Linked DNA regions of Homo sapiens: region 2 is linked to region 1. The links are chromatin loops, found by intact Hi-C in ENCODE. Cell type or tissue: Caco-2. All regions are shown on one strand. Each heading gives the region's core, and the rest is flanking DNA. Links, peaks and the distances in the headings are about the cores only. Region 1 overlaps LYPD6B (LY6/PLAUR domain containing 6B). Region 2 overlaps LYPD6 (LY6/PLAUR domain containing 6).

Region 1 (10,377 bases), core at 1,279-9,278:
ATATACACAACCAGCATTAACATTCTCTTCTTGTCTTTTTTTCACAGAATTTTACTGTGCCTCATACCTAACTGAAAACATACCCTAAATATTATTTTACTGATAAAATGGACATAGTACTACCATTTCCTTATCCATTCCCTTCTTGTTAGACAAATAACTCACTTTCAGTTTTTCTTTATTATGAATTACAGAACATCTTATGACAAATCTTTTTCTGTGTGTCAACCATTCCCTTGGAAATAGATTTCTAGAGTTAGGCTGAAAACTAACACTTCCAAGAGCTGTTCTCTCAGAGTCCTGGGTAAATTATTTTAAACTATAGTTATCACTTCTTATTATATGCTGCATTCTCTTTAAGAAGAAAATCAAAATGTATAAAAATAAGGTTTCCAAATACAAAGGGATCATATTTGCAAAGTTAATCTAGTCTGTCCAGGCTGCTATATAAGGCATGCCAGGAGAGAAAGCCCTCACCTCCCCAGGCTGCAGGAAAGCTAGTAAGTTACTCTAGTGCTACTCTGGTAGCTATTAAGTTACTCCAGTGTTAAATCCTGACGTTTCACTTTCCGATATTCAAAACCCATTCTCCCGCGCCTCTGGATTACTCCAGTGTTAAATCCTGACAGTTCACGTTCCTAAACTCAAAACCCATTCTCCCGCTCCTCTGGATCCTCCCTCTCTCCTAGATTGGCCTCAAACTCCGTCAGCCTCCTGCCTCATCAGCCGTAGCACTGGCCATAGTTTCTGAGGCTTTTTGTCTTTGCTTTTGTCTCGGCATGTTTTTACTCATCCACCAACACTGCCGAACACAAGCAGAAAAGTATTCTGCTAACATTGTTTTTAAAATTATATGGATTACATATCTGTTTATCTTACCTACTTTTCAGAATATATGACATTTAGTGATCAGAAGCATTTATTAGGCATCTACCACAGAAAAACAAAACTAGGATTGTCATATGACCAACTTTATACTTTTCTTTTTGTTAAGATTTTCCACAAACCTGGAGTCAAACCCAGGTCATAGTCAAACTATGCACATTAGTTATAGGTTCTTCTAACTTCTGCCCTCTATTCCTTCACTTACAAAAAATAAATGAGTTTTCTTTTTTCTTTTCTCCAAGAGAAGTTTGACAACTTTTAAAGAGTTTAAAAGCATGATTTGTTGGTTGCTGTTTGTCTCAGTATCTTATGAACTATTTAACTTCATCACATGAACAGATTTAATGCAAACATACACATTAAGTCTAAATTGGCCAGAAATGTGTTCAGTAAAATATACACACTGCAAAACACCACGTCAAACCACAGCCATAAACATATAGACCCATCTAAATAGAAACAGTCAATCTACACTTGATTGTCTGTGTCTACATTTTTCTATTACTATAATATTTGTTTACTACTTATCCAATCAGCGCTGGCACTGCCCCATAAGGAAGCAACAGTGAGTGCCAAAGATTTGAGAACAGTTTATAAAATGGGAGGGAAATAGAGGAGAAGGAAGATTTCTGAATTTAAAAATCAAAAGCATAAAGTTAATGGAGCATCTAGGAATTATATACTCACTGGATTTATAATAAAAGTTTCTAAAATACAGCTCCATATGACTGATTGGCTCACCATGTTTTATGAAATACGAAGTCCTTAAAAAGAGAAAAGGCATTTTGTTTTCTTTAAGATTATTAACACTGACTGAGCACACTATATTGTATATTAACAAAATATATATGACACTGCTAATATGGGTTGCCTTGCAGAAAAAAACTAGCTGCCTGGAGGAGGAAAAATGGGGTGGGGGATTCTCACTGTACATTCTTTTGTTGCCTTTAAATGTTGAAGCATATGAGTCAATTACCGATTCAGAAAAAAAATTGTATTTTAAACTTTTAAAGCATTTCATAGGATATTCTGGAAGCTCAATAAATGTTAACTCAAATTAATCCTTTTCCCAGGAAAGTAAGTGGTAGGCCCAGAGAAACCACTTAGTTCACATTTTTCTTCAAAGAGGGAACCTCCCTTCATTTAGCTACCTTCTAGAATCACAGCAATATTATAGTTTTATTATAATAACATTTTTTCACCCCAATTACTCTTCTCTGAGGCTGGAAGGGCCCATCAGCACACCTTGATTCACAGTTGATTGCCAAAAGCCTTTGTGCGTGCCCTTAGAAGTCAGGTTCGTGTTGCTGGAAGCAGGGAGAAAACCTCAGAGAACTTCCTATCACCTATCATCCTATCACTAACTCAACCTCTGCTCTGTAGGTTGGAGAATCAGGCTGATATGTGCTATAATTATTCCTATTAATGGCATTAAAGTTGATGTTTTAGATCTATCTAGAAGTAACTGCAACTAAAATCAAAAACAAAAGGAGAGAATAAGTGAGAGAGCACATGTGCGTGTGTGTGTGTGTGTGTGTGCATGCATGCGTGTATGCATGTGTGTGCACGTGTGCCATCACAAAAGTGGCCCTGTGGTCGACCCTTTGAGTAAACATTCACTTGAGCCTCTGACCTGAACCCACATTGACCCACCCCAGCTGGACATTCACAGGGCTCCACAGCAGACACCTTCTTTACGTAACTTGGCCATGTCTTGGCTATAAGATCCTCTGAAAGCACTCGTTGCATTTGCAACTTCTGGATTAATATTGATCCTTAGATGCTTGTATGGGCTCTGATTTTCTATTGAGTCTCCATAAGCCAATGGAGCACGGTCTGTTGAGGCTTCCTTCCCCAGACCCATCACTTCTGTCCTCCTTCTCCTTTCGTACAGCCGTCACCCTGGTCTGGGTCTCCACGCCCTCACCCGAGGTTGCTGTCCTCTCCCTCTCTCATTGAGCTTCTGCTTGTAACTCAGAGGATCAGCAACATGGGCTAAAGGGAAAGGATCAGAGACAGGCAAATCCAGGCTGGAGAGAATCTGAGTGCATCACCCTGCCTGCAGAGTTTTGGCGATGGTCCAGCAGGTACCTATAGAAGTGCAGGCACCCATGCCCACTTGGGTCCCCAAGTCTGTCATCCAAGGAGACACAGCAGTGGTAGGAGGATAAGCAAAAGCACCGAGTGGAAGAAAAGGGGGCCTCAGCAGCACAACGGATCTTCCTAATGCTCTACTCAGCACAGAGCCCCAAACAGCTGCAGGACACAGACCAGAACCAACATTGCTTCCCAGCATCACGGCAGTGGGCTTGGACAGGAAGACAGCAAGAACAAGGCAGATCCCAGGACCCAGCTGGCATATCAGTAACAGCAGGAAATCAAAGAAGAAACTCAGAAACACGGACCAAGAAAACACCATGAGGGTGGAAACAAGGGTGTCATTCAGGGCACATGCCTTCTCTCACTCAGGGCTTCAGCTGGTTTTCTACCTGCCAGCTAATGGGTGTGAAGCTGTCAGGGTGCCTCTGCCCACATCAGCAATGGGTCAGAGACCAAGAGATATACTGGGCTGGGCCTGCTAGTGAAAAGCAAGAGAAGCTACAACTGCACAGGGTTGCAGAAAGCAGTGACAGCTGCCAGCCTGCCATTCTACTCAAAAAACTCTAAACAGCTCTGCCTACCTCACCATTATCATCATCATTAAACCCAGCAGTGACTGGGCATGCATTACCCATGAAGACATCACCTCTTACCATTCCCCCTGCTCACTATTCTCCAGCCATTCTGGCCTCCTTGGTGTTCCTTTAATAAATGAGGTTAAGTTCCCATCCCAGGGCCTTTGCACTTGCTGTTCCCTCTGCCTAGAAATCTCTCCCCATAAGTACCTTCAAAGCATTTTCTCTCTCCTCCTTCCATCTTCACTCAAATGTCTCAGGCTTTCCTGACCACCCTATTTAAAATTGCAAATCCAGGCCAGGCATGGTGCCTCAAACCTGTAATCCTAGCCCTTTGGGAGACCAAGCTGGGCAGATCACTTGAGGTCAGGAGTTCGAGACCAGCCTGGCCAACATGGTGAAACCCCATCTCTACTAAAAACACAAAAATTAGCCAGGCATGGTGGCACTCACCTGTAATCCCAGCTACCGGGGAGGCTGAGGCACAAGAATCGCTTAAACCTTGGAGGCAGAGGCTGCAGTGAGCTGAAATCATGCCACTGCACTCCAGCCTGGGCAACAGAGTGAAACTGTGTCTCAAAAAAATAAAATAAAATGAAATAAAATAAAATAAAATAAAATAAAATAAAATAAAATAAAATAAAATAAAAATAACCACCCTAGCATTCTCCCTTTCCTGTGTTATCCTTCATAGCATTTATTACATTGACATCCTGTATGTTTACTTACGTGTTTGTTTATTATCCTCTTCACCAGAGGCACATGTGCTGAAAGTCAAGAAACTAAACTAAAATAAAATAACCACCCTAGCATTCTCCCATTCCTGTGTTATCCTTCATAGCATTTATTACATTGACATCCTGTATGTTTACTTATGTGTTTGTTTATTATCCTCTTCACCAGAGGCACATGTGCTGAAAGTCAAGAAATGGTAAAACATAGGGAGACTGAGGAGGGCAGATCACTTGAGATCAGGAGTTCAAGACCAGCCCGGCCAACATGGCAAAACTCTGTCTCTACCAAAAATACAAAAATTAGCCAGGTGTAGTGGTGTGTGCCTGTAATCCCAACTACTCAGGAGGCTGAGGCAGGAGACTCATGTGAACCTGGGAGGCAGAGGTTGTAGTGAAATGAGATTGCGCCACTGTAGTCCAGCTTGGGTGACAAAGCAAGACTCTGTCTCAAAAAAAAAGGGGGGTAAAACAACTTTCAAGAGAGAAAAGGAATGTTACCAGCAAAACAACCAATGCCATTATGCCCTTTTTCTTCTTCCCATTGCAAGCCATTTGCCTCCCAATCTTTAAAATCTGGACTGAGAGACCTTGTCCTTGAAGTTTTCCTTCGTGGCTCTTTGATTCCCTGGTCTTCTCTTTCTCCAAATGACATTGTTTATTCTGTACAAAACTTCACACTAACCAAAAGCGCCTGCCTCGTTGGACTACTAGGGGATTTAAATGAGTTAATTCATGCTTAGAAAAGTACTAGGACAGTGCTCAGTCCTTGTTAAGTGTCTAGGAAATCACAGCCATTGTTATTATTTAGTGTATGCATCTTCTATTATATCTACTGATTCGAGTCCTATTTCTATAGCTAGAGTATAAGCAAACTGAAGGCAAAGATCTTATCCTAGATTTTGAGATTTCCCAGAGTACTTAATCCAGGTTTTTAATAATTATTTGACAACCGATTGATACAAAGTATTTCAACTTTCAAAGATTTGTTTGAAAGCCCTTGGAACCTCTATTTAAACAGTGATTCCCATCCTTTACCTCTCCCAGGACTGACCTGGTATGCAAATACAGCAAATCCCTGAAAACGGCATTTGTAACAGGAGCTTTGCTATAGCATGAACAGCAAAGCCAAAATACTATACAAAAGATCAAACAAATATTGACTAAAAGAATTTTCCCCAAGGCAACTGTTATAGTCTTATCTTGAATAGAATGTTTGCACAGTTAATTAAGTATTGCTATGGACTCAGCAAAATCCCAGGCAGACCCTGCCAAGCCGCGTTTTACATTCCCACTGCTTTATCGCTATTTACAAAGCCACGCAGGAGTCCCTCTCCTCCTAGCCCCTCACCTATCAGTCCTACTAATGCCGGGTGTGGAACTAAATGATAAGTAAATCATACACCTTTTATCGGTAGACAAAAGATAATGGAATCTCAGTGCCAAGGATTCCATTTACCTATCCCACGGCGAATATGCTCTGTCATTTCCCTTCCAGAAATCAATCAGGCTGCATCTGTTACTACCTGTTGACTTCTTGGAAATGTATGAAATAGTAGAATCATGTAGAGAGAGAGGTGTTTACTGGTTTCACAGAACATGCCTCTATACACCAGATACTAATGAGAGTTTACTTCCTATGATTACCAACCAAGAAGCCTGCCAGAACACCTCAAAATTGACCTCAAAAATCACAGGCTGTTCTATACAGTGAATAAGCTGATTGCTAGCTTACAATGGGTTGTCTAATTATGGAGAAGGTCAGTTATGATGACTAGAAGCCAACAAGAGTCATTCACAACCTTTCTTCCTTCCCTCCTTCCATTCAGCCATTATTTATTGAGCACTTATGATGATCCAGGCACTCTTCCAGGCACTGGGAATACCATCGAAAATACAATTACCATAGTCTTAGGAAGGTTATATGAGGGGGGAAGGAGATCAATAAAATAAAGAGGTTAAAATTTTATAGTGTGTTAGATATTAATAAGCGCTAAAGAGAAGAAAAATTAAGAAGCAGAATATGAAATCCCAAAGCCCCAGCAGAAGGAATAAACTTGTAGATGGGTAACCAAAAACATCCTCAGGGAGAAGCCACTATTTGAAGAAAGTGAGAAAGCCAGCCTTCTAGGTTAGCGGGGAAGAGTCTTGCAGGGGGAGAAAATTGAAATGCCAACGTCCTGTGGCAGAGCATGGCTGGCGTGTTAGGGAACATTAAGGAGGCCAGTGTGGTGAAGCCTGGTGCTCACTGGGAGACATGGAAGGAATACGCCCCAAGAGAAGCAGGGAGCAAGAACCTATAGTGCCTTGCTTCCAAAACATATGCATTTTTATTCATCACAGAAAAGCCACCTGTTTACCAAATTTTCATTTACTCACAACTCTCCAGCCATTATTTTTCTAAGAATTTATGTATTTCAAGAAAATGATTCACATACACACACACGTACACACACACACACCACCCATCTCTGCAATTAAAAAAAAAAAAAAAGTTGTACAGCTAGCCAACATATTTGTCTGGGGAAAGCTCTTAAGCTTCTATTAATAAAAAGAAAACTGTTCATGGCTTTGAGTGTAAGCTTCTGCAGGACTGGAACCAGGCCTCACACTGAGTAGTGGACACTGCTCAGCACTATGGACAACTGGGCACTCGGTGATGCTGTGGAAAGATGTCATGCTGGCTAAAAATAATAACATGCAGAGTTATAGGAGACAGGAATGTTGAAATTTACCACAGGGACTTTTTTTTAATGTGGCAATGCTTCAAAGTCTTTGGCAAATTTAAATGCCAAGCTGGCTCATGCAGTATCCAGACCACACATCCTTCCTGCCCAACCAGCTTCTCAACATAAATAAGATGCTATCAGCCAAAATCTGTGACACAGCAGGGTTTGGGGTGGTACCTTAAGATCTGCTATCTTCCAATTCTATTCAATCCTAACCAACCCAGTTTCATTTATCACAGAAACAGTTTTCCATTACGAAACATTCATAAACAATTCCACCGCAGTCACTCTGCTGTTCTTAGGTATACACAGTCTATGTCGCCAAGGCAAAAAGCACAACTACAAGGCATGTCCTGTGTAACAAAAACTAGTTATTATGTTACATGGATATTTTGTGTAATGATAAGAAAAACTAAAAATGTAAAAAAAAGTTATGATTATTAATGACTAGTCATAATTCTGCCTCCATCAAGTTCTCCCAAGGCCACCCCCACCAGCCCACCCACAAAATGGACAAATTCCTGTGGCTGAGTCACTTTTCTGGCTCTCCTTGATTGCAAGTTATACCAAAACTGAAAAAAAAAAAAAAGTCTACATAATAAAGAACTTCGGGGTGGGGGTTGGGGGAAAGCAGTTGAAACTTCAGAAAGGTATGGACAGGGAAGTAAAAATGAGTTTTAAGAAGTGATCTGGAACAGTGTGGAACAAGAGACGGACGAGATAATTTTTAGAAATGTTTCTTAGAAGACCCCATCAGCCAAAATGGTGAAGCAAATTGAGCAGAAGTTTGCTTTTCAGGAAGCCTTGGAGGCTGCAGGCGATAAACCTGGAGTAGTTGACTTCTCAGGCACATGATGTGGGCCTTGCAAAATGATCGAGCCTTTGTTTCATTCCCTCTCTGAAAAGTATTCTAACATGATATCCCTTGAAGTAGATGTGGATGACTGTCAGGATGTTGCTTCAGAGTGTGAAGTCAAATGCATGCCAACCTAGTTTTTTAAGAAGGGACAAAAGGTAGGTGAATTTTCTGGAGCTATAATAATAAGGAAAATCTTGAAGCCACCACTAATGAATTAGTCTAATCATGTTTTCTGAAAACATAACCAACCATTGGCTATTTAAAATTTGTAATTTTTTATTTATAAAAAGTATAAAGTATGGAGACTATATACCCAACTGCCATCTGCGTGACAATAAAATATTAACTCAAAAAGAAAGTGTTACTAATGTTCTCTGAAAGATGCAAATGAAGCTTGAAAATTCAGAAATACTTGTTTGCTACTTTAGTTTCTGAACTGTGTTCCTCTCAATGGTAAGTTGTATCAATTACTCTTGGAACAACTAGACTTGGAGAAAGAGTCTAACTCGTGGACATAAGAAATGCACCAAGTTTTTCATTTAACATAATACATTCTGCATTATTGAGGGCAATGATGTATTCCAAAACAAAGCATGGTAAAGTGGCTACAGGAAAAATCATGGCCAGACTTCTCCTGCCCTACCTCAAACACAGAAGCCAGTTATTCTACAAAGGTTAAAAATTACATGCTGATTTCTTCTCAAACTGCCTAAAAAAGCAGAGATTTGGGCAAAGACTTTTCCAGTCTCAATAAAGAAGCCCGAAAAACAAAAACCTCCATCTTCACAGTGGTGAGGTGTTCCCCACTCACCTTAGAAAAACAGGACTTTCTGTTGAGATCATTCCCTCCCTCTCCCCTCCTATCAGGCCAGTTTGAGAGGAGGGTGGTCACGCATTCTTCCAAAGCAAAAGCTTTTCTACCCTCTAGAAAGTTTTGGTCAAAGAAGATTCACATATAATACAGAATACATGCTACCAGTGAGTAGTAAATTAAATTTTTCTGTTGCACTAAGAAGATAATAAATTCTCCATTTGGACTGTAAAATAACTATTTGAGACATTAATGATTATACCAGGAATCTTCCTAAATTATATAAAATTTAAATAAAAATTAGAGAAAAAATTTTCTTTTAAGACAAAGATTATCTAAGAGCATTCCCTTAAACCAAAGGAAAAAAGCAAAGACTATATAGTATCACTTTATAGCCCTATGAGGATAATATATAATGCCTACAATCAGAAAAAAAAAACAAAGTTTTAAAAAATTATACACAGAAAAGATAGGAAAAAATATACATACTTTTCAAATCTTATCAATAAATATACTAGAGGGGTAAATTGCTTTTTACTTTTCACTTTTCTGTGTTTTCTGAAGCTCTCATAGCATGTATTAATTTATAATGGAAAATTAATTTATAATGGAAAACAACTTTTTAAAAGATGTTTAAATTATTAAAACATTCAAAGATTAAAATATTTATTAAGGATCATAATGAATAAATATAAAATATGATCAGGAAAAAGCATTCACAACTGATCATGCCACCTTTCCCAGATAAACCATTTACATATTATGTAGCAGCGCTTCTCAAACTGAAGCAGGCATAAGAACCACCTGCAGAGTGTGTTGAAATACAGGTGATAGGAATAGTAGGCAGCCATAAAAAATAAGGAAATCATGTCCTCTGCAGGAACATGGATGTGGCTAGAAGCCATTGTCCTAAGCAAATTAACATGGAACAGGAAACCAAATACCACATATTCTCTCTTAGAAGTGAGACCTAAACATTGGGTACTCATGGAAGTAAAGATAGCTACAATAGACACAGGACTACTAAAGGGGAGTGGAAGGAAGGGGTGCAAAGGTTGAAAAGCTAACTATTGGGTACTATCCTCACTATCTGGGTGACAAGATCAATTGTACCCCAAACCTCAGCATCATACAGTATACCCATGTAACAAACTTGCACATATACCCCCTAAATCTAAAATAAAAGAAACCAAGGAATAATAAATAGAGGATGAGAGCAAATGAGAAAAGAGAGGAAGTAGTGCAGAGAAGAGAAGAGAAGGGAGAATGTTGGAGGGTGAAGAAGGAATCAAAGGTAGCATGGAGTATGTTATGCCATATACACAACAGTTGCTCAAAAATATTTATTAAATTTGAAGTTAATAAATGTTTTTGAGCAACTGTTATGTATATGGCATAACATTGGAACCAACCTAAATGTCCAACAATGATAGACTGGATTAAGAAAATGTGGCACATATACACCATGGAATACCATGCAGCCATAAAAAATGATGAGTTCATGTCCTTTGTAGGGACATGGATGAAGCTGGAAACCATCATTCTCAGCAAACTATCCCAAGGACAAAAAACCAAACACTGCATGTTCTCACTCATAGGTTGGAATTGAACAGTGACAACACATGGACACAGGAAGGGGAACATCACACACCGGGGCCTGTTGTGGGGTGGGGGGACGGGGGAGGGA
Region 2 (10,377 bases), core at 707-8,706, 400 kb before region 1:
AAGTTGAGGAAAATCCTCCTCCAGGCACCCCCACAAATATAACAAACTTTTATGATTGCCTTTTTGTCTTCTGCACAGAACAGAGGAAATGTGATTCCCAGCACTGGGAGAAGAATGTTGGGAAAATTAATTGAACAAATGGCTGGAATTGTTGGAATTACTACTCTTCCAGGGACTCAGTCAGAATTTCCAAGGAAATAGTCCATTCAGTTTGGAGTCAATGTTTTAAAATTCTAAAGCTACAAATGAACTCATGATTATATTTAAACCAATGGTTACTTTTCTCCTGAAAAGCCCACATCTATACATGCCCCTATAACATACTCCTAATATCTTACAGTCTCAGGACCTACTGCATCTCATGCATGTATTCTTCCAAATTAAGAACCCCAGATCTCGATAAATGCAGAACTACTTCTTGGAATGAAAACAAACGTTTATGGTATGGAACTTGGGCTGTACTGACAGAAGGCTTTGATGAGTCTCGGTTAGACTCAAAATGGCTACAATGAAGCAACATTTATTCCTCATGGTAAGTGGCAATGCTTGGCTGTGATGACCTCCAAGAGTGTTGTGTCTCACATGTGTAATTACTGTCAGGCCAATGACTCATGCAGGTCTGTGGACCATCGAGATCCCCATGGATCGCTATTAACACATGGAGCCACTGAGCCACTATAACATGAGCCCTAACCACAACCACAAGCAGGACACTATCACTGACATACAGCGTGGGTGCCCATTTGTCTGATTTATAGGTGACGTCGTGGCAAATGTGGCATCAGTTTCATTTCGGGGCAGTGGCAAGTTACAGATATTTCCTTCACAACAAGAAGTGCAGACCTGAAAGAAAGGAAGAAAAAAAGATAATGAGAAGCCAGCATGTCTTGGAAGGAGGCAGGGTTTTTGAAGGCACTGTCGCCCACATGGCAAGATGCAAGTAAAAATTACCTAATCTATAAAGGAGATGCCAACTCTACGTTCAGGAAGGCTGGGGATAATATTTCTTCTAGAAGCAATCTGGTCAACATGAAAACTCCCCAGGCCAAACTTCAAGAGAGCTAGGTTTTGTTTTTGACACCCTCCACCCATACGATTCTTACAAAGGTGTATAGCCTTCCTGGGCCTCAGTTCTTTCGCCCTTAAAATGGGAATAAAGAAACTCGTCCGTGTTTTTCCATGAGGCTCTTTCTGACTACTTGAGGAAGAGAGGGTAAGCCTTCGTTTGCCAAGTTTTCAAGTGAGAGTCAAGTGGCAACAACCCGGGTGGTTTAAACTTGAGTACTGACTTTCACAGAACTGTTTGCATAAGTGTCTCCATTCTCATTGGGTGAGTTAATGTTTGAAGGGTTTTCATTCATGCAGTTACTCCTGCTTTACACCACCTTACTCGTGGATCATTAGAAAGAAATAAACCCACAGAGTTAGTGACAAAAACTTTCTTGGGGCATGGCTACACAAAGTACAGACCAGCAGCTCCAACATCAGCTGGGAGTTTGTTACAAGTGCAGAATCTCAAACCTTGCCCCAGACAAAGAATTAGGACTACATTTTAACAAGATTCCCAGGTGATTCCTAGTCATAGGATGGTTATTAATAACATTCTATACAGTCATTTTCCTGCAGGGATTTGAGTCTTTAGTCACAGTGACACGTGCCAGGAAGTCAGTATAATGTTGCGGAGGTAGACTCCAAACCAGAGGTGAGTTGGAATTCTGTGCCTGTCACTTACCAGCTGTGTGACCGAGCATATGACCCAATTTCTCTAATCCTTAACTTTCTCCTTGGTAAAGAGGCCACAGTAACTCCTCAGAATCAAGTCCAATTTGCTGGAGAGGTCAGGGAAAGCCTTTGGTTTTACTCATTTTGAACCAGGAGCAGAATAGGCAGATTATATTTAAAATTTTAATTATTAGTGTATTCAAGAGGTTGCTTGAAAATTAGGTGTCTGCCTTCTTAAGAAACAGTGCTGTTCCCAGGTATTGAGAATGGACATTGCCCAAACCACCAGGAAGGCCACCTGCAGAAGTGTTCAGCTGCTAAATAAAGGCCAAAGTATGCTATGTTAAGGTCACACGTATAGACAGCATATAGACATGTATAGACACACGTATAGAGGGCAAGGCTGCCTTTCTGTGATTGTCCATATGCCCCTTCAAGGCTGCCTCCCAAGCTCATTTTACACTGAGTGCTTCTGTACATAGGCACCATGTGTTTCCGTATACAGGCTTCTACAGGTACCAGGTGAAGCTTAAGCGAACACACAAGATGGGTCTCCATCACCTATCAAATGACTCAAGAGCCAATGGAGACCCTCCCCAAACTAACATCCCAGTCACAACATGAGCCCTACTTTACAGAAAGTTATCAAAGCTGAATTGCGTCGGTCCTCCTGTGATGAATGAACTGGGTACATCTGCAAAGCTTCACTGTGATGGACATAACTGGTCTCTTGCTCCTCTTTTTTCTGGTAGCTTTATTACTTTCCTCTGAGTGAAGAAAGTTATTACAATAACACTGAACACCCTCTTCATGTGTGTTTACACAATTTATATCAGTTGTCCTATGCTCTGGTATAAATGTGTATTCTTTTAGAGTAAACAGGAAAGGAAGCGTCTTTTCATAGAGCATAAAGACAATCAAAAGACAGCCTTCACGGGGGAGTAAGAATCTGCTCATGAGTACTGGCAGATGTCTGAAGAGAAGGCAGCTGGCTATGTAGTACTGGTCACTTGCTCTGTTGCCCAGACCTTGTGGCCTTCATGCTCGGAGTCTCTGCAGCCAGTGGATAAGCACTCTTCCAGTGGGACACAGCGTTTGGTGACTGAGATACTGTTTCCTGTGACTTCCATTGTGTGCTGAGTGTAGCAGTATCTGGTCTCTGTCAACAGAGAAAATATATTTGAGATGGGAAATGTTGACCAAACCTGCCTAAAAGGAAAATAACAGGAGTGTCAGCATTATCATTCCAGAAAAGAGCTAATAGCACATAAGATGTGCACTGCTTTGAGTTTATGTCCAACCCCAAAGACCTCTTTGGAGAGCTCCACTTTGCCATGGTAGGAGGACAACCTTCAAAGAATATTGATTTCTCTGCCCAGCATTATTCCCATAAACCAAGACACAATGGTTTCTCCTTGCCTTTCAACAAATTTTGCCACTGGACTGATTTTTATTTTTAGGGGATGAGTGGTTTTGCGGGGATGATTTAAGAGGTATAAGTCATAGCAATTTTAAGGAAGATGAAAGGACAAAGAGGTTCAAAGAACTCAGGGTTAAAATGAGTTAGGCAGGTAACAGTAGTCCTCAAGGAGATAAAACACTACAGCAGTGGCTGGTGTGTGTGTGTGTGTGTGTGTGTGTGTGTGTGTGTGTGTGTGTGTGTGTGTGTGTTGGGGGGAAGCAGCTATTCACAAGAGCAGAACAATTTAAAACTTTGTGCCAATGAGCATAGCTGGGTCCAGGGTGCATTACAGACGAAGACTGAAACAATAATGAACATTTTTCCAAAATTGAGGAGCTTCGTTTCTCCCTAGCATGATTTCAGTGTCTTCCTAGGACAACAGATGAAGACCATGATGGGAGTTTCCAGAGGTCCCTCTATGTCTAATGAATCTGAAAGCTTGAGATCTCTTCCAAAATTCTTTGGGGGAACTTTTAATGTGTAATTTAAAAACTAAAGAAAAATGGCTTTGTCAATGTAATTCTTTATGGCCTCCAGGCAATGTTCAGCTCTCTAAGTCTGGGATTTAGGAGAATGTTCTTGCTCTACTTTCACATTAAAAAAGAAAATGAATAATTCTTAAGAAATGTCACCGAGCTGTTTTTCATCCACATCTTGGATCCAACTTTGCATGCTTTATACATTTCAGATATTTAGTGGCTAATATGGAATTATGACCTTCTATGAGATTATTTATTAGGCAATACAAATTCCTCCCCTCTCCCCCACCAGATTCTGTCATGATTTTGGCAGCTTTTAACTGAAGAACTAATGTCCAAAGAAGAAAGCGTAAGAAAATTTTAGGTCTTGAGAATGAGCTAATACAGACCCTTCAACACATCCTGGAAGTCATCAAAACTCAGGGGTTTTAACAGTCTTCCTAGAGACCCTCACCTGACAGGAATCCCAAATGGTCTCCAATTAAGTCGTACTAAGAGCTGCCACTTTCCCAGTGGTGATGCTATTGGCAGGTGTGCCTGGGCAGAGTCTGTGGCAACACCCTCCCCTAAATGCTGTCCCACACTGCATCCCGGCTGGAATTGTTAGTTGGATTGGGCTGAAGCTTGCTCCAAGGTTGCCCAGGGTCCTATGGAGCTCTTTGGGAGTAGGGTAAGGTCATCTGGGGAGCTCACAATAAGAATAGTTGAAAGTTTTCTACCTGGCAATAATTATCCCAAAGCCCTAAACTATCTTAACATTGGAGTGATTGCTTTTCTGTTGAAGAAGAGGCAGCAGCTCTCCTCTTTTTTAAGCCTTAACAGGTTTTGACAAATGGAGGCCAGTGGCCTGGGAGATTTACCACATCTTCTAAGAGGACTGGTTTACTTCTTTGGTATCAGACTCGATGGACGTTTATGGTCACAATAGGTTCATCTTTCCCACCCCCACCCCAACTTCAAATGTTCTAGAAAGCAATAAAATCAGGAATGTTCTTATCTCCTGTCTCCTCTTCATGCAGACAGCTAAGAGCAGCTGCCAGAGGTTTTACTGCTCCAAATGTAAATCCGAGCAGATAAGATCATAGGCTTATGGAATGAGTAAATCACTACATAGCTGCAGTTTTGGAAATCAGCCTTTTCCCCCAAGTAGTGAATTATCCTGTTTTAAGTAAGCCTTAAAATAACAATTGGTGAACTTGATATGACTACTTCTTTGTTCATACTTTTCTATCTTTAACAAAATATCTTATACATAATGGAGAGCGTATTCCATTGAATGACAGTAGACGCAACAACTGATAAAAATAATTTTTCAGGAACACATGCAAAACCTTAGTACCTAATAAGCTGATTTTTTGCCATTCTGGGGGTAGAAGGGAGATCAGTGCAGTAAGAATTTTTTCTTGTACTTCACCCAGTCCAATCCATGAAACAAAAATATATGGAGAACACTGCCATCACTTCCAGCAGTACAGACCTCAGTGCTGAAGCATCAATCCTTCAAAAGCATTTATTCCACTTCTTATCTTACAAAAACCCTAGGTGAGTTATGAAATGTTAATGTGGAAAAAGGTTCTGTGGTTTAAGAAGTTTTGAAAATGCTCAAATAAACTCGAACAGGTTTCTTCAGTGCACAACTTATGAGAACCTTCTATATGTGTTGTGATCTCATGATCTCCAAAGGTTTATCGGGGTGAGCAGGCAGAATTTCCCAAGTAGAACTAGGTGGGCCACATTTGGCTTATCACTGGACTGGAGTAGTGATAAAAACCTAGTTTCAGCCACAGAGCATTGTTCTCTATGCATTTTGAAAACTCCTTGGGTTAGTAATGAGGTAATATGAGAATCAAGCCTGCTGATAACTTCACACTAAAAGGATTTCAAAGGCTTTTATCTAAAAGATAAAAGATGAATTTGAATTTCCACCAGGTTAGTTTCTGTCTCTAAAATCTCATATTCTGCAACTACATGGTATTCCCAGAGGTTGTGAAACAAAAGTCTTTTACTATTAGATTAACAGGCATTCAACTAAAATCAGAAATGGGAAAGAGAACTTCATCAACAATTGGAAAATATAATTTTTATGAAATTCACACCCATGTGCACGCATGCACACAGAGTTCATAATCTCGTTCTGAAAGTTAAAAGTAACCCAAAGCTAAATTGCAAACTTTCATTTACCCACCAATATTGTTTTTAATAACAGAAACTATATTTAAACAAAACATACATAAGATGATTTGAATTGAGACATTACAAATGTCCAACTTTCTTATAAAAGGCTTTCTTGCCACTCAATTATTCTTCATGGTTCTGCTTGTTTTAGTTTCTTCACAAACATACAGGTTGATAAAAATGATGCTAGAGAATAATTTTCCAGGTGCAAGAAAATTAATGGGAGGAAAATACTTTAATAGTAATATTACGAATTATACTGAAAAATGAAAGGCCAGTCGCAGCTGCCTGCTCTCTCCCTGCCCCCATTCCTTACTGTTCACATAGCTCTTCACTTCTGCCACACTACTCCCCTGCAACAACTGTGCCCTACGCATCAAATTCCATGCCCTTTTCCCATGTCTGACCCTGTAGGATCTCTTTGTGACTCTGGGACTCTACTATGGATAATCTCATCTGTGGGACTCTCCATCCTAGACTTCAGAGTTCTGTCTTCCAGATGTTCTCCTAATCTCTGTTCTCTCCACTTTCAACACTTTCCCTAATATGAAAGTCGATATTCTCCCATGTTCTGTCCTTGAACCTCTTCTCACTCAAGTGGCCTCATCAAACTTCTCATGCCATGTGTTCAGTCTGAGTCTTTTTCCTGAACTGTAGAACCAAATTACCAACTATTTTCTGGACACTTCCAGCATTACCTCACACCTAATGTGTCTCAACCCAACGCATTATCTCCCTCCCCCTTGCATCTTTTTATCTTCACATGTGTCTATCTCAGGAAGGGACCTCCTGGGATATTGTACCTCCAGCTTCTCCAGTAACTTGAACTAGAAATCTGGAATCAGCTCAGACTTTTCTCCCTAATCTGGGAGTCTCCAAGTCTTCTGAAATGTCTCCATTATCCATCTGGTCTTTTCTATTCCATTTTCCATTTCCTCAATTCCGGACCTCATTGTTTCTTGTTTTGTCTCTGACATGCAACCCGCCACGCACAAAAGCATGAATGCCACCTAATTGTCAAGGAATCCTGACTGCTGAATTACTAGGCTTATTTGGCCTGCCTGAGTGGCTTGGGAATAGGCCATTGCTCTCTCTGCTCCCGAAGCTGTGTGTCAAGTGCATTGGAGTAACTGCGCTTCCCTGATAGAATCATCAGTTAATTTAATTTCTAACTCAGAGCTTGGCATCTGAAACTCAGCCCTCATTACTCACGGTTCTCCTTGATGGAGGCTCCAAACTGTCTCCTCATTGCCTCGTATATACCTTGAGACATAGTACCACAACTTTTGACCATGCACGATGAAAAATGTGCATCCTTAGCATGGTCTGCATATTTTTTCCTATCTTCTACTCCTGGACACCTGATATTCTTCAAGGCTCAATCCAAATGTGATAAATTCTGTGAAATCTTCCTGATCTTCCTCCCAACCAGGTCAATGCTAATCTTCTCTCTTCTCCATGTTGTCTTAGTCCTTCTTAACTTTCTCATTTGGGATATCTGGCTTTTCTTCTAGATCATGGTTCCTGATCAAAACAATTGATTTTTTTGTGTTTAAACTGTTTTTTTTTTTTTTAATTTAACCTATTATTTTGAGATAACTGTAGATTCCCATGCATTTGTAAGGAATATTAATAATAGGAGATCCTCTACACCTTTTACCTAGTTTCCCCAAATGGTAACAACTGCAAAACTATGGTATAATATCACAACTGTGATATTGACATTAACCCAATCAAGATACAGAACTTCTCCACAGCCATAAGGATCCCTCATGTTGACCTTTTATAGTCACATCCTCTTCCCTCCTGCCCCCACCCCTTCCCTAACCCTTGGCAACCACTAAATGGTACTGCATTTCTATAATTTTGTCATTTTGAGAATGTTATATAAATGAGTCACACAACATGTAGTATTTTGGAACTGGGCATTTTCACTCAGTCTCATTCACTGGGTTTGTTAATTTTTAAGAGTTTGTTAACTTTTATTGCTGAGTAGTATTCCACGGCATAGATGTACTAAAGTTGGTTTAACCATTCAGCCATTGAAAGGACATCCAGGTTTGTTTCCAGTTTAGAGATATTATTAATAAAGCTACCATGAACATTTGTGTAGAGGTTGCTGTGTGAATATAACTTTTTACTTCTCTGTATGAGTGACCAGAAGTGAAACTGCTGGGTTATGTGGTAGTTGCATGTTTAGTTGTTTAAGAAACTGTCAAGCTGCTTTCCAGAGTGGCTGTAACATTTTATATTCCTACCAACAACGTATTGAGTGATCTAGTTTCTCCTCCTTTTTACTAGCATGTGGCATTTTTCTTATTCTTTATTTTAGGTATTCTGATAGAAGTATCATAATATCTCATGTTTGAAATTTGCATTTCCCTTATGGCTAATGATGTTAAATGTTTTCATGTGTTTATTTGCCATCTGGTTATCTTCTTTGGTGAAATGTCTATTCATATTTTTCCTATTTTCTAATGATGTATTTTGTTTACTGGTGTGTTCTGAAAATTATTTATATATTCTAGATAGCAGTTCTTTGTCAGATATGTGATTTGCAAATATTTTTCCCATTTCATAGCTTGCATTTGCATTCTCTTAACAGGGTCTTGTGCCGGGTAAAAAAGTTTTAAATTTTGATGAAGTCTAATTTATTATTTTTTCTTTTATGAGTCATGCTTTTGGTATTAAGTCTAAGAACCTCACCTAGCCCTAGATTTATGAAGATTTTCTTCTATTTTTTCCTAAATGCTGTATGTTTTTACATTTCACATTTAAGTCTGTGATTCACTTTAACTTTTGTAAAAAGTGTGAGACTTAGGCTGAGATTCATTTTTTGCCTGTGAATGTCCAGTTCCTCCAGTACCATTTGTTAAAAAGGCTGTCTTTCCTCCACTGAATTGCTTTTACACCTTTGTTAAAAATTAGATGGGCATATTTTTAAGGTCTATTTATTCTGTTTAATTGATCTATGTCTATTTCTCTGTCAGTACCGCAGTCTTGATTACTACAGCTGTATATTAAATCCTGAAATAGGGTAGTTTGATTCCTTCTACTTTAGTCTTCTTTTTCAAAATCGTTTTAGCTATACCAGTTTCTTATCTTTCCATATAAACTGTAGAACACTTTTGTCTATATCTAAAAAAAAAAAAATCTTCCTGGGATTTTGACAGGAATTGTGTTAAACCTATATAACAATCTGTAGAGAACTGACATTTTACTATGTTGTCTTTCAATCTATGAACACGGTCTTTCCATTTATTTAAATTTTATTTTTTTCATTGACGTTTCATAATTTTCAGCTTACAAGTCCTATACATGTTTTGCTTAGATTTACCTGGAAGTATTTAATTCTTCTGAGCAATATAATGCTATATTTTAAATGGTATATTTTTAAATGGTATATATAAATGGGATATTTTAAATTTCAGTGTCCACATGTTAATTGATAGCATAAACACAATTGAGTTCTCAATTTATCGTATATCCTATGACCTTGCTGAACTCATTTATTAGTTCCAGGAATTCTCTTTAGATTTGTTGGAATTTTCTACATAGAAATCATGTTGTCTGTGAAAAAGGACAGTCATATTTTCCTTTCCAATCTGTATGTCTTTTATTTACTTTTCTTGTCTTATTGCACATGCTAGAATCTACAGGGTTGCACTAAATAAAAGTAGTGAAAGCAGACATAATTGCCTAGTTCTCTGTCTTAGCAGGAATGCATGCAGTCTTTTACCATTAAGCATAATGTTAGTGGTAGGTTTTTAATCGATGTTATCAAGTTGAAGAAGTTTCTCGCTATTCCTATTTTTCTGAGAGGTTTTAATCATAAATGGTGTTTAATTTTGACAATTGTTTTACATTGGTTGATATGAACATGTGATTTTTCATCTTTAGCCTATTAACACTGTGGATTATATTGGTTGATTTTCAGAGATTAAACCAGCCTTGTATCCATGGACTAAGCCCCACTTTGTCATGGTGCATAATTCTTTTCATATATTGCTACATTCTATTTGCCAATATTTTGTTAAGAACTTTAGTGTCTATATTCATAAAAAAATAATAGATTGGAATTTTGTATTTGTTTGTTTGTTTGTTTGGTGCTGTGTTGGTCTGGTTTTGGTATCAGGGTAACTCCAGCTTGATAAAATGAATTGAGTATTCCCCCTTCTCTTCCATTTTCTGGAAGATTTTATCTAGAATTGGTGTTAATTCCTCTATTAAAACTTGGTAAAATTCTCCAGTGAAATTATTTGGGCCTGAAGAGTTCTTTTATGAGTGTTTTTAAGTTATAAAAAAAATTCTTAGGAGTTATAGGACTATTTATCTCATTTTTAGTGAATTGTGGTACTTTGTTTTTTGAGTTATGGTCCATTTCATCTAACTTGTCAAACTTATGTTTTTGAGTTGTTCATACTATTCCCTTATTTTCCTTTTCTTAGTACCTTAATGTTTTTCTCCATTGATTTTAATTGAAAAAAATTGTATATGTTTATGGTGTACAATGAAATGTTTTAGTATATGTATTCTCAT

Evidence for each region. Peaks named below come from ENCODE experiments on the same cell type or tissue, not always from the same donor. Only the 100,000 strongest peaks of a DNase experiment are listed, where the experiment ranks them.
Region 2: a loop joins it to region 1, with 3 times the contacts of the local background. A loop is called at or near these places in 1 of 110 quality-filtered maps.

What each region holds. Positions count from the first base shown.
Region 1 is chr2:149,066,316-149,076,692 of GRCh38, reverse strand. All of the region lies in intron 1 of LYPD6B (LY6/PLAUR domain containing 6B), which reads right to left. It also overlaps the pseudogene TXNP5. Among named protein-coding and RNA genes, the nearest start is that of LYPD6B, 33 kb to the right of the region's middle. In Caco-2, for the core only: no CTCF peak of the experiment used is centred there; a DNase peak (open chromatin) is centred at 5,602; H3K4me3 peaks cover 192 bases.
Region 2 is chr2:149,461,149-149,471,525 of GRCh38, reverse strand. LYPD6 (LY6/PLAUR domain containing 6) reads right to left here. Exons shown (of 5, transcript NM_194317.5): 4 at 2,751-2,881; 5 at 1-843. The coding sequence ends at 676. Among named protein-coding and RNA genes, the nearest start is that of MMADHC-DT, 120 kb to the left of the region's middle. In Caco-2, for the core only: no CTCF peak of the experiment used is centred there; DNase peaks (open chromatin) are centred at 4,675 and 5,385.